Linked DNA regions of Homo sapiens: region 1 is linked to region 2. Evidence: chromatin loops called from intact Hi-C (ENCODE). Cell type or tissue: IMR-90. All regions are shown on one strand. Each heading gives the region's core, and the rest is flanking DNA. Links, peaks and the distances in the headings are about the cores only.

Region 1 (9,389 bases), core at 959-8,958, 290 kb after region 2:
CCACCTCCAGGTTTAAGCAATTCTCCTCCCTCAGCCTCCAGAGTAGCTGGCACCACAGGCATGCCCACCACGCCTGGCTAATTTTTTTATTTTTAGTAGAGACAGAGTTTTGCCATGTTGGCCAGGCTGGTCTCGAACTCAAGTGATCTGCCTGCCTGGGTCTCCCAAAGTGCTGGGATTACAGTGAGCTACAGTGCTCCGCTGAGATTATCTGTTTTTTATAGGCTTAGAAATAGTCCCAGCTGGGCATGGTGGCTCATGACTGTAATCCCAGCACATTGGGAGGCCCAGGCAGATGGATCGCTTGAGCCCAGGAGTTTGAGACCAGTCTAGGCAACATGGCAAAACTTCATCTCTATAAAAAACACAAAAATTAGCCAGGTGTGGTGGCACACACAGCTACTCGGGAGGCTGAGGTGGGAGGATCACCTGAGCCTGGGAGGTCAGAGGCTGCAGTGAGCAGGGATGCCATGCCCCTGCACTCCAGCCTGGGTAACATACTGAGACCCTGTCTCAAAAAAGGAAAAAGAGTCCCATGTGAAACTGTCTTGACATAGTCTTTTGGGGAAGACAAGTCTTTAAAAAGTTTTAAGTAAGTTTATAGTAACTGAGCTATTTAGACCAATTTTGGGAAGTTATATTTTAATAAAATTGTTTTATTAGAACATTATATATTATATCCAGGTTTTCAAATTTAGTAGCACAGGGTTTAGTAAAGTATTATTTTATTGTTTTGTTAAGTTAATCTCTACCTGTAATTGTTTCGTTTATTATATCTCATTTATATAATTAAATTTTTTCTTTAAAAATTAGAAAAACAGGCCGGGCGCAGTGGCTTACGCCTGTACTCCCAGCACTTTGGGAGGCCGAGGCAGGCGGATCACAAGGTCAGGAGATGGAGACCATCCTGGCTAACAGGGTGAAACCCCATCTCTACTAAAAAATACAAAGAAAAAAACTAGCTGGGTGTGGTCGTGGGCGCCTGTAGTCCCAGCTACTCGGCAGGCCTGAGGTAGGAGAATGGTGTGAAACTGGGAGGCAGAGCTTGCAGTGAGCCAAGATCATGCCACTGCACTCCAGCCTGGGTGACAGAGCGAGACTCTGACCAAAAAAAAAAAAAAAAAAAATTAGAAAAACAGCAAGTTTATTGCTTTGAACACTGCCCAGCAAAGAACCAACTTTTGGACCCTTTAAAAATATTCTGACATTTGGCCGAGTGTGGTGGCTCACACCTGTAATCCCAGCACTTTGGGAGGCCAAGGTGGGTGGATCGCCTGAGGTCAGGAGTTTGAGAACAGACTGACCAAGAGGGTGAAACCCCATCGCTACTAAAAATACAAAAATTAGCTGGGCATAGTGACAGGTGCCTGTAAGCTCAGCTACTCGGAGGCTGAAGCAGGAGAATCACTTGAAGCTGGGAGGCAGAGGTTTCAGTGAGCCAAGATCGTACCACCGGACTCCAGCCTAGGCAACAGAGTAAGACTCTGTCTCAAAAAAAAAAAAAAAAAAAAAATTCTGACTTTTAAAAAAATTTTGGATTTATTCAATATCTGCCTTTTTCTTTATTAATACCATCCCTCTACTTTCCTTCTATTTATTTTTATTGCTCTTTTTCTAAATTCTAACATTGGATACTTACTTCAATTATTTTAGTTTTGTTTATTAATGTAAGAATTTAGGCCATAGAATTTCCTCTGAACACTTCCATAGTTATATCCCACAGGTTCTGATAAATTTCCATTTTATCCAAGAATTATTTAAAAATTGTGAAATCAAAATTTCCAGGTGGGAGGTAGAGGGGATCATGGCGGACGGGAGGCAGGACTAGATTGAAGTTCTGGACAGAGCAGCATGCAGAGGCTTGCATTGTGAATTTTAGCTCCAGATCAACTGCAAGAAAGAAACAGCAATCCCGAGAGGACCTACAGACCCTCGGAAGAAAGCGAACTGCTCCTGTAGGACCTGGGAGACACCCCAAATACTGTACCGCAGAAGAGGGAAAGGGAGACCCTCTTCTCCCGAACACACACCCCCACTGGAGAAGCTGAAGATCTGTTTGCAGAAGTTTCCAACTTTACCTGGAGCTGAGTCAAGTTAGAGAGCCAAGCAAAAATACAGGGGTAGAGGAAGCAGCAGAAAGGTCCCAGGAGCTTGCTGGGTCCCCAAGCAGCCCATTCCTGCCTGGCACCACAGGGAACCATAGGGAGGGTGGCCAGAGGACCAGTGAATAAAACTCCACAGGAAGAAGGAATTCTCTAGCTGAATTTTGTAACAACTTGAACAGGGTGAGAAGCCTCCTGGCCAGAACTCAGGGGAGGGCGGGAATCTGGAGCGCAGACTTCACAGGTAGGGGAAGAACTGAAGCCCTTTTCTTTCGCAGCTGGGAGACGGATAGCCTCGGGCAAGTTTTCAAGCATATCTCGTCCTCCACCTGGAAACAGACTTAGAGCTGTTGAGGGGAGCACGGCAGGAGTGAGACTGGCCCTTTGGTTTGCATGGGAGCCTGGTGAGGCCTGTGGCTACCAGCTTTCCTCCACTTCCCAGACAACCTGTGTGACTTAGCAGAGGCAGCCATAATCCTCCTAGGTACACAACTCCAATGACCTGGGAATCTCACCTCAATTCCCCACAGCAGCTTCAGCAAGACCCACCCAAGGAGAGTCTGAACTCAGACATGCCTAGGCCCACCCCCACCTGATGGTCCTTCCCTACCCACCCAGGCAGCAGAAGACAAAGGGCATATAACCTTGAGTGTTCTAGGGCTGCACCCACTGCCAGTCTCTCTCCACACTGCTACAGCTAATGCTTTCTGAAAAGCGCCACCTCCTGGCAGGAGGCCAACCAGCACAAAAATAGAGCATTAAACCACCAAAGCTAAAGACCCTCATGGAGTCCATTGCACCATCGGCCACCTCCACTGGAACAGGAGCTTGTATCCATGGCTGAGAGAACCATAGACAGTTCAAATCACAGGACTCTGTGCAGACAACCCCCTGCATCAGCCCAGAGCTGGGTAGACTCGCTGGGTGGCTAGACCCAGACAAATATCACTGCAGTTTGTCTCACAGGAAGCCACATCTATAGGAAAAAGGGGAGAGTCAAGGGAACACCCTGTGGGACAAAAGAAACTGAACAAAAGGCTTCAGCCCTAGACCTTCCCTCTGAAAGAGCCTATCCAAATGAGAAGGAACCAGAAAACCAACCCAGGTAATATGATAAAACAAGGCCCTTCAACACCCCCCACTAAAATCATACTACTTCATCAACAATGGATCCAAACCAAGAAGAAATCCCTGATTTACCTGAAAAACAATTCAGGTGGTTAGTTATTAAGCTAATCAGGGAAGGATCAGAGAAAGGCGAAGCCCAATGCAAGGAAATCCAAAAAATGATACAAGAAATGAAGGGAGAAATATTCAAGGAAATAGATAGCTTAAAGAAAAAACAATAAAAAAATTCAGGAAACTTTAGTCACACTTTTAGAAATGCAAAATGCTCTGGAAAGTCTCCGCAATAGAATTGAACAAACAGAAGAAAGAAATTCAGAGCCTGAGGACAAAGTCTTCAAATTAACCCAATCCAACAAAGAAAAAAAATAAGAAAATATGAACAAAGCCTCCAAGAAGTCTGGGGTTATGTTAAATGATGAAACCTAAGAATAATCAGTGCTCCTGAGGAAGAAGAGAATTCTAAAAGCCTGGAAAACATATTGGGGGGAATAATTGAGGAAAACTTCCCCGGCCTTGCGACAGACCTAGACATCTAAATACAAAAAGCACAAAGAACACCTGGTAAATTCATCGCAAAAGATCTTTGCCTAGGCACATTGTTATCAGGTTATCCAAAGTTAAGATGAAGGAAAGAATCTTAAGAGCTGTGAGACAGAAGATGCAGGTAACCTATAAAGGCAAACCTATCAGATTAACAGCAGATTTCTTTGCAGAAACCCTACAAGCTAGAAGGGATGGGGGACCTATCTTCAGCCTCCTCAAACATAATAATTATCAGCCAAGAATTTTGTATTCGGTGAAACTAAGCATCACATATGAAGGAAAGATACAGTCATTTTCAGACAAACAAATGCTGAGAGAATTTGCCATTACCAAGCCACCATTATAAGAACTGCTAAGAGGAGCTCTAAATCTTGAAACAAATCCTGGAAACACATCAAAACAGAACCTCGTTAAAGCATAAATCACACAGGACCTGTAAGACAAAAATACAAGTGAAAAAGCAAAAACAAAAACCGAAAAACCCCAAAGTACACCAGCAACAAAGGGCACGTTGAAAGCAATGGTACCTCACATTTCAATACTAACATTTAATGTAAATGGCCTAAATGCTCCACTTGAAAGATACAGAAACACAGAGTGGATAAGAACTCACCAACAAACTATCTGCTGCCTTCAGGAGACTCACCTAACACATAAGGACTCACATAAACTTAAAGTAAAGGGGTGGAAGAAGGCATTTCATGCACATGGACACCAAAAGTGAGCAGAGGTAGCTATTCTTATATCAGATGAAATAAATTTTAAAGCAACAGTGATTAAAAGAGACAGAGAGGGACAATTACATAATGATAAAAGGCTTTGTCCAACAGGAAAATATCACAATCCTAAATGTATATGCACCTAACAAACGTTGGATCTCCCAAATTTATAAAATGATTACTAGCAGACCTAAGAAATGAGATAGACAGCAACACAATAATAGTGGGGGACTTCAATACTCCACTGACAGCACTAGACAGGTCATCAAGAAAGTCAACAAAGAAACCATGGATTTAAACTATACCTTGGAATAAATGGACTTAACAGATATATACGGAACAACCACAGAATACACATTCTATTCAACAGTGCATGGAACTTTCTCCAAGATAGAGAATATGATAGGCCATAAAATGAGCCTCAATAAATGTAAGAAAATTGAAATTATATCAAGCACTCTCTCACACCACAGTGGAATAAAACTTGAAATCAACTCCAAAAGGAACCTTCAAAAACATGCAAATACATGGAAAGTAAATAACCTGCTCCTGAATGAGCATTGGGTCAGAAATGAAATCAAGATGGAAATTAAAAAATTATTTGATCTGAATGACAATAATGACACAACCTATCAAAACCTCTAAGCTACAGCAAAGGAGGTGTTAAGAGGAAAGTTCATAGCCCTAAATGCCTACATCAAAAAGTCTGAAAGAGCACAAACAGGCAATCTAAGGTCACACCTCAAGGAACTAGAGAAACAAGAACAAACCAAACCCAAACCCAGCAGAAGAAAGAAAATAACCCAGATCAGAGCAGAACTAAATGAAATTGGAACAAAAGAAAATACAAAAGATAAATGAAACAAAAAGCCGGTTCTTTGAAAACATAAATAAAATTGATAGACTGTTAGCAAGGCTAACCAAGAAAAGAAGAGAGAAAATCCAAATAACCTTATTAAGAAATGAAACAGAAGATATTACAACTGACACTACTGAAATACAAAAGATCATTCAAGGCTACTATGAACACCTTTATGCACATAAACTAGAAAACCTAGAATAGATAGATAAATTCTAGAAAAATACAACCCTCCTAGCTTAAATCAGGAAGAATTAGATACCTAGAACAGACCAGTAACAAGCAGCGAGATTGAAATGGTAACTTCAATATTACCAACAAAAAAAGTTAGAACCAGATGGATTCACAGTAGAATTCTACCAGACATTCAAAGAATTGATACCAATCCTTTTGAACTGTTCCAGGAGAGAGAGAAAGAAGGAACCCTCCCTATTCATTCTCTGAATCCAGCATCACCCCTAATAACAAAACCAGGAAAGAATATAACCAAAAAAGGAAACTACAGACCAATATCCTTGATGAACATAGATGCTAAAATCCTTAACAAAATACTAGCTAAGCAAAGCAAACAACATATCAAAAAGATAATCCACCATGATCAAGTGGATTTCACACCAGGGATGCAGGGATGGTTTAATGTATGCAAGTCAATAAATGTGATACATGACATAAACAGAATTAAAAACAAAAATCACGTGATTATCTCAATAGATGTAGAAAAAGTATTTGACAAAATCCAGCATCCTTTATGATTAAAACTCTCAGCAAAATCGACATACAAAGGACATACCTTAACGTAATAAAAGCCATCTATGACAAAACCACAGAAAACATAATACTGAATGGGGAAAAGTTCAAAGCATTCCCTCTGAGAACTGGAACAAGACAAGGATGTCCACTCTCACCACTCCTCTTCAGCATAGTACTGGAAGTGCTAGCCAGAGCAATCAGACAAGAGAAAGAAATAAAAGGCATCCAAATTGATAAAGAGGCAGTCAAACTGTCATTGTTTTCTGATGATATGATGGTTTACCTTGAGAACCCTAAGGACTCCTCCAGAAAGCTCCTAGAACTGATAAATGAATTGAGCAAAGTTTCCAGATACAAGATTAATGTACACAAATCAGTAGCTCTTCTACATATCAACAGCGACCAAGCAGAGAATCAAATCAAGAACTCAACCACTTTTACAATAGCTATTAAACAAAATACTTAGGAATATACCTAACAAAAGAATTGAAAGACCTCTGCAAGGAAAACTATGAAACACTGCTGAAAGAAATCACAGAGGACACAAACAAATGGAAACATATCCCATGCTCATGGATGGGTAGAATGAATATTGTGAAAATGACCATACTGCCAAAAGCAATCTACAAATTCAATGCACTCATCATCAAAATACCATCATTCTTCACAGAATTAGAAAAAACAGTTCTAAAATCCATATGGAACCAAAAAAGAGCCCGCATAGCCAAAGCAAGACTAAGCAAAAAGAGGAAATCTGGAGGCATCACATTACCTGATTTCATACTATACTATAAGGCCATAGTCACCAAAATAGCATGGTACTGGTATAAAAATAGGCACATAGACCAATGAAGCAGAATAGAGAACCCAGAAATAAACCCAAATACTTACAGCCAACCAACTGATCTTCGACAAAGCAAACAAAAATGTAAAGTGGGGAAAGGACTTCCTTTTCAACAAATGATGCTGGGATAATTGGCTAGCTGCATGTAGGAGAATGAAACTGGATCCTCATCTCTCACCTTATACAAAAATCAACTCAAGATGGATTAAGGACTTAAACCTAAGACCTGAAAGTGTAAAAATTCTAGACGATAACATTGGAAAAACCCTTCTAGACATTGGCTTAGGCAAGGATTTCCTGACCAAGAACCCAAAAGCAAATGCAATAAAAACAAAGATAAATAGCTGGGACCCAATTAAACTAAAGAGCTTTTGCATGGCAAAAGGAACAGTCAGCAAAGTAAACAGACAACCCACAGAGTGGGAGAAAATCTTCACAATCTATACATCTGACAAAAGACTAATAACAAGAATCTGCAATGAACTCAAACAAATCAGTAAGAAAAAAACAAACAATCCCACCAAAAAAGTGGGCTAAGGACATGAATAGTCAATTCTCAAAAGAAGATGTACAAATGTCCAACAAACATATGAAAAAATGCTCAACATCACTAATGATCAGGGAAATGCAAATCAAAATCACAATGTGATACCATCTTACTCCTGCAAGAATGGCCATAATCAAAAAATCAAAAAACAGTAGATGTTGGCGTGGATGCAGTGAACAGGGAACACTTCTACACTGCTAGTGGGAATGTAAACTAGTAGAGCCACTATGGAAAACAGTGTGGAGATTCCTTAAAGAACTAAAAGTGGAACTACAGTTTGATCCAGCAATCCCACTACTGGGTGTCTATCCAGAGGAAAAGAAGTCATTATTCGAAAAAGATACTTGCACACTCATGTTTATAGAAGCACAATTCGCAATTGCAAAATCATGGAACCAACTCAAATGCCTATCAATCAAAGAGTGGATAAAGAAACTGTGGTATATATATATATATATGATGGAATACTATGCAGCCATAAAAAGGAATGAATTAACAGCATTTGCAGTGACCTAGATGAGATTGGGGACTATTATTCTAAGTGAAGTAACTCAGGAATGGAAAACCAAACATCGTATGTTCTCACTGATATGTGGGAGCTAAGCTATGAGGATGCAAAGGCGTAAGAATGATACAATGAACTTTGGGGACTTGAGGGGAAGAGTGGAAGAGGGACGAAGGATAAAAGACTACAAATATGCTGCAGTGTATACAGCTCGGAAGATGGGTGCATCAAAATCTCACAAATCACCACTAAAGAACTTATGCAACCAAATACCACCTGTACCCCCATAACTTATGGGAAAAAAAATTCCAGGTGGTAGAATTTTGTTTTAAAAACTTTATATTGCTAGTTTTCATATTTATTATTAGAGAAAGTTGTCTATTAATAGTATTTCTCTGCTTAAAAAATTATTGATGCTTTCTTGTGGCCTAATAGGTAATCAGCTTTTTTTGTGTGTGTGAGGGAGTCTCACTCTGCTGTCCAGGCTGGAGTGCAGTGGTACGATCTCGACTCACTACAACCTCCGCCTTCCGGGTTCAAGTTATTCTCCTGCCTCAGTCTCCCAAGTAGCTGGGACTACATGCATGCACCACCACTCCTGGCTAATTTTTGTATTTTTAGTAGGGACGGGGTTTCACCATGTTGGCCAGGCTGGTCTTGAACTCCTGGCCTTAAGTGATCCATCCGTGCTGGCCTCCCAAAGTGCTGGGATTATAGGCTTGGTCAACTGTGTCTGGCAGTGATCAAGTTTCATGACTGTTCCCTTCCGTGGTTTCCTAGAAGAAAGGTGAGTTTTCCCCCTCAAGGTGTGTAATTTGGTATAAAATGCATCAACAAGTTATTATGTTATTTAGGTCCTCTGTATCCTTCTTTATTCATTTTTGTTTACTTGGAATTTCTTGGACTAAGAGTGATGAAGCCTCTTTCTACTAAAATATTTTTAATCTGTTTTTTCTTATAACTCTTGCAATTTTTGTTTATGAATATTGATATTGATGCATAAATATTCATAATTACCATTTTTAATTGTTATTTGTATACTTTAACACTCTAAAGCACTTTTTTTTTCACTCTGCCACCCAGGCTGGAGTGTAGTAGCGTGATCTCGGCTCACTGCAACCTCCGCCTCCCAGGTTCAAGCAATTCTCCTGCCTCAGCCTACCAAGTAGCTGGGATTGCAGGCATGTGCCACCATGCACATCTAATTTTGTATTTTTAGTAGAGACGGGGTTTCACTATCTTGGTCAGGCTGGTCTCAAACTCCTGACCTCAGGTGATCCGCCCGCCTCGGCCTCCCAAAGTGCTGGGATTACAGGTGTGAGTCACTGTGCCCAGCCTATAAAAGCACTTCTTGAGACATCCCATTTGATACTGTTTTCCTTAAATTTATCT
Region 2 (9,389 bases), core at 483-8,482:
CTGAAATGCAAAACCCATGGAGGAATTCTGAAGCCATTGTCTCCTTGAGTACCAACAGGGTCAGGGAAGACTGGGCCTCCTGAATTTATTATTGTTCTTTAAGAATTACAGGTTGAGGTAGTTGATGGTGGTAAACATTCTCTCAGGAGACAATAACTCCAGTGATGTTCTTCAAAGATTTTAGCAAAAACAGAGTAAATAGCATTCTCTATCAATATATAAATTTAAAAAACTATCTTTTTGCTTACAGTTTTAAATTCTGAACAATTCTCTCTTATATGTGTATTGCTAATCATTAAGGTATTATTTTTTCCACATATAAAGCTTTGTCTTTTTGTTGTTGTTGTTGTTTTTAAGATGGAGTTTCCCTCTGTTGCCAGGCTAGAGTGCAGTGGCATGATCTCGGCTTACTGCAACCTTTGCCTCCCAGGTTCAAGCGATTCTTCTGCCTCAGCCTCCCGAGTAGCTGGGACCACAGGTGCCTACCACCATGCCAGGCTAATTTTTGTATTTTTAGTAAAGACAGGGTTTCACCATATTGGCCAGGCTGGTCTCGAACTCCTGACCTTGTGATCTGCCCGCCTCCATTTTTGTTGTTATTTTTTGAGAAAGATAGATATGAGGTTTAGAGAGGGATGAAGAGGTGAGAGTAAGCCTTGTGTTAGTCAGAACTCTGTGTTGTGAATGTCATTCACAACAGAAAACCCAAAATATTATGCAAACTACTGTAAGCAAGAAAAATAAAGGAAAAATGGAAACATTTATTCCTTTGCATAATAGAAATTACCAGAGTTGTTCTGTCTTTAGATAAGGTTTGAACCAAAGCTCAAAACAATCAAGACCCTTTTCTGTATGTCCTTCTGTTCTGCCTTCCGCAGTGTAGGCTTTACCCTCAGGTGCTACACAGTATAGTTCTAGGGTTTCCCTCCCGATATCAAAAAGACTGTGGCCTGCCCAGCTCTCGTATCCCCAAGCCACACCATCTGGCTAAATGGACATCATGTTTTCTGGTGATGCCCAAAGAGGAGAGAGGAAGCTCTCTTTCCCAGATGCCCCAGCAAGTGTAACCTTGCATCTCATTGCTCTGGCTGAGTTGTGTGCCTGTTTCTGACCAATCACTGAGTCAGGAGGATGAAATATTCATATTGACTTAATTGCAGCTTAAGTTAGGGGTATGTAGAGGTATTTTCCCTAAAGCAAAATTGGGACACTGTTATCAGAAATAGGAGAGTGGATGATAGATGCAAAATAATACCTGTCCACAACAAACTCTTAATGCTGTGTTTGAGCTTTCATGAGTTTCCCAGAGAGACATAGCTGGAAAATTCCTATTGATTTTCTCTAAAATTTCAACAAGTAGCTAAAGTCTGGCTATGCTCACAGTCTCACATCTGGTTGGGGTGGGCTCCTTACAGAACACGCTTTCACAGTTACCCTAAACTCTCTGGGGCAGGGTTATTCCTTTGTGGAACCAGAGGCACAGAGAGAGTCAACTGAGGCCAAAAGAGGCCTGAGAGAAACTGAGGTCAAGATTTCAGGATTAATGGTCCTGTGATGCTTTGAAGTACAATTGTGGATTTGTCCAATTCTCTTTAGTTCTGTCAGCTTTTGCTTCATATATTTTAGCGCTCTATTATTAGATATATACATGTTTAGTATTATGTCTTATTGGTGCATTTACTCTCTTATCATTATGTAATGTCCTTCTTTATCTGTGATAATTTTCTGTGTTCTGAAGTCTACTTTGTCTAAAAATAACATACGCACTCAACTTCCTTTTCTTTCTTCCTTCCTTTCTTTCTTCCTTCCTTTCTTTCTCTCTCTCTCTCTTTCCTTCCTTCCTTCCTCCTTTTCTTTCTCTCTCTCTCTCTCTCTCTTTTTTTGACAGACTCTCGTTCTGTGGCCCTGGCTGGAGTTCAGTGGTGTGATCTTGGCTCACTGCTACCTCTACCATGAGCAATTCTCCTGCCTCAGCCTCCCAAGTAGCTGGAACTACAGGCTCATGCCACTGCGCCCAGCTAATTTTTGTATTTTTCGTAGAGACGGGGTTTCACCACATTCGTCAGGTTGGTTTCAAACTCCTGACTTTGTGATCCACCCGCCTCGGCCTCCCAAAGTGCTGGGATTACAGGCATGAGCCATCACACCTGGTCAACTTTCTTTTGATTAGTGTTTTTGTGGTATATCTTTTTCCATCATGTTACTTTAAATATATCTATATTATTGTATTTAAAATGTGTTTCTTACAGACTGCATGTAGTTGGGTATAATTTTTATCCAGTCTAAAAATATCTGTCTTTTAATTGGTGTTTAGACAATTTATATTTAATAAAATTGTTGAATTTAAGATGGATGACTGTTTTATTTGTTTGCTGTTCACCACTTCTGTTTTATTCTCTTTCCAGAATTCTTTTGGATTGTTTAAATATTTCATAATATTTTATCTTAATTTATTTATTGGGTATTTGCCTATATCTCTTTGTGGTATTTTTTAGTGGTTGCTTGAGGGATTACAATGTACTTAACTTTTCACAGTGTGCATAAAGTTAATATTTTGCCACTTGCAGTAAACCGTAGAAGGCTTATAATCATATTAGTACCTCTATCCACTTTCTTTTATGTTGTAGTTGTCATATATATTACATCTATATACACTGAAACATTATAGGCAATGTTATGATTTTTGCATTCGTCAGTCATATATATATTTTAAAGAATTTAAGAGGAGAAAAATACATATTCAGATATTCATCATTTCCTTTGTTCTTTATTAATTTCTAATGTTCTGTGTTTCTCTCTGGTGTAATTTCTCCTCAACCTGAAAAACTTTATTGAGCATTTATTTTAAAGCAAGTCTGTTGATGATGAATTCTCTTAGTTTTTCTTCATCTGAGAATGCCTTCATCTTTTCTACATTCCTGAAATATATTTTTACTGGATATAGAATTCTCAGTTGACAGTTCTTTCTTCTAGCATTTTATTTTATTTAGTTTATTTTTTTCAGTGCATTAAAGATGTTTCTGTCTTCTGGGACCCATGGTGTGTGTGTATATATATATATATTTTTTTTTCTCTTTATCTCAAAGGCTCTATGGTTTCAGATGAGAAACCTGCAGTCATAGTTTTCCCTTATGTGTAATTTATAATTTTTTCTTCCAGCTGCTTTCAAGATGCTTTCTTTACCTCTGATTTTCAATAGTTTGATTATGATGTGTCTGGGTGTTTTCAACTTTCACCCATTTTAGGGTTCATTAAACTTCTTGAATCTATAAATATAGGTCTTTCAGCAAATTTAGGACATTTTCTGCAGACATTTTTTATTTTTATTTTTGAGATTTGAGTGTTGCTATGTTGCCCAGGCTGGTCTCAAACTTCTGGGCTCAAGTAATCCTCCTGCCTTGGCTTCCCAAAGTGCTGAGATTATAGGTCTGAGCCACTGGATTTTCTCACCCTCAGAACTGTGAGCCAACAAATTTCTGTTCTTTATAAATTGCCCAGTCTGTGGTATTCTGCTATAGCAGCACAAAATGGGCTAAGATACTGGGCCGACCAGATTCCTCCAGGAATACGAATTAGGATGGATGTAAAACATGCAGATTCAGGACTCATGGGTCCTTCTGCCCTGCAGTGTAGAACAAGAAGAGGCCCAGCTGTGAGAAAGGTAGAGGCTTTGAGAGAAACAGAATTGAAAGTCAGAGAGAGAGAGAGAGAGAGAGAGATCTTGGATGCTTTCTACTTTTTGGTTCAGTCCTTCCTGAGATTTAACTATATCCCAACCCACGGGGGCCGTAAGACACCAGTTCCTGTATTTTTATGCCATCTCTCCTTTTAATGTGAGTTAGCTTGTATTTATTTTATGTACATCTAGAAAGTACACAGGGGGCTGAGCGCAGTGGCTCATGCCTGTAATCCCAGCACTTTGGGAGACCAAGGTGGGCAGATCACTTGAGGTCAGGAGTTCGAGACCTGCCTGACCAACATGGTGAAACTAAAAATACAAAAATCAGCTGGTTGTGGTGGCGTGCACCTGTAATCCCAGCTACTTGAGAGGCTGAGGCAGGAGAATCACTTGACCTGGGAGACAGAAGTTGCAGTGAGCCAAGATAGTGCCACTGCACTTCGGCCTGGGCAACAGAGAAAGACTCTGCCTCAAAAAAACAAGTAAATAAAAATAAAAAGTACACAGGGTTGGAAATTAAACTGTGACTGTGCCCAGGCACCAAGCTCAGGCTCAGTTAGGAAGAAAACTTGGCAACAGGATAATAGAGTCAAGTCATTAGGCACCCATAAGATTACACCTAAAACCCTAGCTTCACTTACATGTATTTTATTAGCAATTAACCTCCTAGCTTAGAAATCCCTTGTGGACAGAGACTTTGTATTTCATCTTTGAATTCTTTACAAAGATCATTGATTTATTCAGTAAATATTTATTGTCTATTTTATACTGGGTACATCATAATCTTAAAAATAGAAATAATAATATAATTATCATTTTGAAGTAGCTGCTTGAAATACATTATTTTATTTACTCTTTACAACATCTTGTACATTAAATATCATTGACCCCATTGTTAGATAAGAAAACTGAAGCTTAGAGAAGATAATTAACTGGCTCAAAGCTGCAGCTAGTAAATTGTAGAGCAAAGATTCATAGCCAGAGCTGCCTGATACCAAAAGCTATGCTGTTATGAAAAATAAACCCCAATTTCATTGGACTTTTTTTCTTTATAGTTTCAAGACATTGGGGGATAGAGTTATACAACCTGTAGCCTTAATGTTAGCAATCCTGTAAATACCGGTAATGGAAGAACTTGCCTTTGTAAAATGAGTCATTCAATTTGTTATGTGGCAGAAAGTCCGGTTGTTTAAAGAAAATATGATGAAATGTCTCACTCATCTTTCACGTGGGCAAGTTCTGAGGACTGCACTGAGGTTCTTTGTAGTGTGGTGCTAGAAAATAAGGGCCTTCCAAAATAGTTTGTTCATGCCAGCTGAAATAGCTTAAGTCAATGCTCAACCTTTCTTTATCTAAAAAATTCTATAACTTAAGGCCAGGCACGGTGGCTCATGCCTGTAATCCCAGCACTTTGGGAGGCCGAGGCCAATGGATTACCTGAGATCAGGAGTTTGAGACCAGCCTGGGCAACATGGTGAAATCCCGTCTCTACTAAAAACACAAAAACTAGCCGGGCATGGTGGCTGGCGCCTGTAATCCCAGCTACTCAGGAGGCTGAGGCAGGAGAATCACTGGAACCTGGGAGGCGGAGGTTGCCGTGAGACAAGATAGTGCCATTGTACTCCAGCCTGGGCAACAGAGTGAGACTCCATCTCAAAACAAAACAAAACAAAACAAACAAAAAAAACTATAACTTAAAGATAGAATGTTATTTCCCTGGTATGATAAAGAATAACAAATTGTAAATAATATCCAACATTATAATTAATAGCAAAACACTAAATAAATCCCCATTAAAATTGGTACAAAACAAGGGTGCTTGCTTTCACCATTCTAACTTTAACAATGTTCTGGGAAATTCCGTTGATTTGTCCTCTTATCTTTGAACTTCCTCTTGTTTTATTTTATTCATGTTCTTATCACAGTCTTCCAAAAACAGGAATTCATGGAGAGTTTTGTGGGTTTTTCTAAATTTTGGTATATATATACATATATATAGCAAATATAGATAATGTATGTATAGCAAATATATTTATATATATATATATATATTACATATATATATATTTCCCAGACTGGGTTCTTGGCATGTTGTTCATTTCTTTTTTTTGTTGCTTTTCTGTAGTATACCTGGCTGATCCAGCTTGCTTGTGTTGAACGTGGGTCTTTCTAGACTTTGTTTGCTCTGATACAGTGAGCATGACTGCCATCTCTGATACTTGCATGTCTCACCTCCCAGCCACAGAGCAAGAGCTGAAATCTCATTTTCTTTCCACTTTTCTGAGACGGAGGGAAGAGAGAATAGAAGCAGACTCTGGGGATTGTGCAGCCTTTGTTGGGTAACCTGGCTTTTACTCTCTCTTCTAAAATGCTGTTAAATGTTTGGTACCACAAATTAACCCATCTCGTTGGCCATGCATCCTATTCCCATGGTGGAATACCTCTAGGTCCACAGGTTCCTAGTAACCCCTAGGAACCATCAGCTCTTCCACAGAGATCTTGAGATATGCTAGTTTGTACTCTGACAGGAGTCTGTACTCTGACAGGTTTTTTCTAGACTTTTCCTTGGGATACTTACTTACCTGTTGAGTCTTCTTTGCCCCAGGTTGAGGAGAACTCACAGGAATTTGTCCAATCCTCTTCTTTTTAGTATAGTCTTGGTGGGTGGGAGGCTACAGTGATATTAGAAGCCTTGCCATGCTCTGGCAGAATCTTTTGTTTCCTTCCTCAATAGCCATGTTTTGAAGTCTGTGACTTGTCATTACACCCTTTTCTTAATTTTGCTTCTGGTGAATTTTCAGGGGTGTTAATGTTTTTCTTTTTTGATGGTCATTTGAAAGAGCACACAGGTGAGACTGTATAAGATTTTTAAAAACAGTAATTTAGGTGGGATAGGCAGCTAACCTTGCTAGGTACTGAAAACATATTACAAAATCATAGCAGTTAAAACAGAGTATCCTGGCTCAGGCGCGGTGGCTCAAGCCTGTAATTTCAGCACTTAGGGAGGCCGAGGTGGGTGGATCACTTGAAGTCAGGAGTTCGAGACCAGCCTGGCCAACATGGTGAAACCCTGTCTCTACTAAAAACACAAAAATTAGCCGGGCTTGGTGGACATGCCTGTAGTCCCAGCTACTCAGGAGGCCGAGGCAGGACAATTGCTTGAACCTGGGAAGTGGAGGCTGCAGTGAGCTGAGAATGTGCTGCCGCACTCCAGCCTGAGCAACAGAGTGAGACTCTATTTCAAACCCCCACCGCGCCCCCCCAAAACAGAGTATCCCTAGCATAAGAATAGACAGACAGGTTAATGAAAGATAAGAGTGACCAGAATTAGACCCTAAGATATGTGGAACTTTAATATGTGATAAAAGATTTATGCACTTTAGTTATTTAGAAAAAAAGGAACACTCTTGGCCTCTTCCTCATATATACTTGAAAAATATTGCAAATAGTCCCTCTCCCTCTCCCTCTCCCTCTCCCTCTCCCTCTCCCTCTCCCTCTCCCTCTCCCTCTCCCTCTCCCTCTCCCTCTCCCTCTCCCTCTCCCTCTCCCTCTCCCTCTCCCTCTCCCTCTCCCTCTCCCTCTCCCTCTCCCTCTCCCTCTCCCTCTCCCTCTCCCTCTCCCTCTCCCTCTCCCTCTCCCTCTCCCTCTCCCTCTCCCTCTCCCTCTCCCTCTCCCTCTCCCTCTCCCTCTCCCTCTCCCTCTCCCTCTCCCTCTCCCTCTCCCTCTCCCTCTCCCTCTCCCTCTCCCTCTCCCTCTCCCTCTCCCTCTCCCTCTCCGTCTCCCTCTGATGCCGAGCCAAAGCTGGACGGTACTGCTGCCATCTCGGCTCACTGCAACCTCCCTGCCTGATTCTCCTGCCTCAGCCTGCCGAGTGCCTGCGATTGCAGGCGCGCGCTGCCACGCCTGACTGGTTTTCGGTTTTTTTTTGGTGGAGACGGGGTTTCGCTGTGTTGGCCGGGCTGCTCTCCAGCTCCTAACCGCGAGTGATCCGCCAGCCTCGGCCTCCCGAGGTGCCGGGATTGCAGATGAAGTCTCGTTCACTCAGTGCTCAGTGGTGTCCAGGCTGGAGTGCAGCGGCGTGATCTCGGCTCGCTACAACCACCTCCCAGCCGCCTGCCTTGGCCTCCCAAAGAGCCGAGAGTGCAGCCTCTGCCCGGCCGCCACCCCGTCTGGGAAGTGAGGAGCGTCTCTGCTTGGCCACCCATCGTCTGGGATATGAGGAGCCCCTCTGCCTGGCTGCCCAGTCTGGAAAGTGAGGAGCGTCTCTGCCCGGCCGCCATCCCATCTAGGAAGCGAGGAGCGCCTCTTCCCGGCTGCCATCCCATCTAGGAAGTGAGGAGCGTCTCTGCCCGGCCGCCCATCGTCTGAGATGTGGGGAGCACCTCTGCCCCACCGCCCTGTCTGGGATGTGAGGAGCGCCTCTGCTGGGCCGCAACCCTGTCTGGGAGGTGAGGAGCGTCTCTGCCCCGCCGCTCCGTCTGAGAAGTGAGGAAACCCTCTGCCTGGCAACCGCCCCGTCTGAGAAGTGAGGAGCCCCTCCGTCCGGCAACCACCCCGTCTGGGAAGTGAGGAGCGTCTCCGCCCGGCAGCCACCCCGTCCGGGAGGTGAGGGGCTCCTCTGCCCGGCCGCCCCTACTGGGAAGTGAGGAGCCCCTCTGCCCGGCCAGCCGCCCCGTCCGGGAGGGAGGTGGGGGGGTCAGCCCCCCGCCCGGCCAGCCGCCCCGTCCGGGAGGGGGGAGGGGGGGTCAGCCCCCCGCCTGGCCAGCCGCCCCGTCCGGGAGGTGAGGGGCGCCTCTGCCCGGCCACCCCTACTGGGAAGTGAGGAGCCCCTCTGCCCGGCCAGCCGCCCCGTCCGGGAGAGAGGCGGGGGGGGGGGGTCGGCCAGCCGCCCCGTCCGGGAGGGAGGTGGGGGGGTCAGCCCCCCTTCCGGCCGGCCGCCCTGTCCGGGAGGTGAGGGGCGCCTCTGCCTGGCCGCCCCTACTGGGAAGTGAGGACCCCTCTGCCCGGCCAGCCGCCCCGTCCGGGAGGGAGGTGGGGGGGACAGCCCCCCGCCCGGCCAGCCGCCCTATCCAGGAGGTGAGGGGCGCCTCTGCCCGGCCGCCCCTACTGGGAAGTGAGGAGCCCCTCTGCCTGGCCAGCCGCCCCGTCCGGGAGGGTAGTGGGGGGGTCAGCCCCCCGCCCGGCCAGCCGCCCCATCCGGGAGGTGAGGGGCGCTTCTGCCCGGCCGCCCCTACTGGGAAGTGAGGAGCCCCTCTGCCCGGCCACGACCCCGTCTGGGAGGTGTGCCCAGCGGCTCATTGGGGATGGGCCATGATGACAATGGCGGTTTTGTGGAATAGAAAGGCGGGAAGGGTGGGGAAAAAATTGAGAAATCGGATGGTTGCCGGGTCTGTGTGGATGGAAGTGGACATGGGAGACTTTTCATTTTGTTCTGTACTAAGAGAAATTCTTCTGCCTTGGGATCCTGTTGATCTGTGACCTTATCCCCAACCCTGTGCTCTCTGAAGCATGTGCTGTGTCCACTCAGGGTTAAGTGGATTGGGGGCGGTGCAGGATGTGCTTTGTTAAACAGATGCTTTGTTAAACAGATGCAGCGTGCTGGTTGAGAGTCATCACCACTCCCTAATCTTAAGTACCCAGGGACACAGACACTGCGGAGGGCCGCGGGGTCCTCTGCCTAGGAAAACCAGAGACCTTTGTTCACTTGTTT

The links. Peaks named below come from ENCODE experiments on the same cell type or tissue, not always from the same donor. Only the 100,000 strongest peaks of a DNase experiment are listed, where the experiment ranks them.
Region 1: it touches region 2 in a loop (3-fold over the local background); 95 of 110 quality-filtered maps call a loop at or near these places.

Annotation. Positions count from the first base shown.
Region 1 is chr3:187,147,987-187,157,375 of GRCh38, forward strand. No RefSeq gene overlaps it. Among named protein-coding and RNA genes, the nearest start is that of RPL39L, 13 kb to the left of the region's middle. In IMR-90, for the core only: no CTCF peak of the experiment used is centred there; no DNase peak of the experiment used is centred there; H3K27me3 peaks cover 239 bases.
Region 2 is chr3:186,856,117-186,865,505 of GRCh38, forward strand. It overlaps ADIPOQ (adiponectin, C1Q and collagen domain containing), which reads left to right. Exons shown (of 3, transcript NM_004797.4): 3 at 1-2,347. ADIPOQ-AS1 (ADIPOQ antisense RNA 1) reads right to left here and starts at 5,252. Exons shown (of 4, transcript NR_046662.2): 1 at 5,117-5,252. RefSeq lists enhancers at 4,764-5,058, 8,826-9,389. In IMR-90, for the core only: no CTCF peak of the experiment used is centred there; a DNase peak (open chromatin) is centred at 4,875.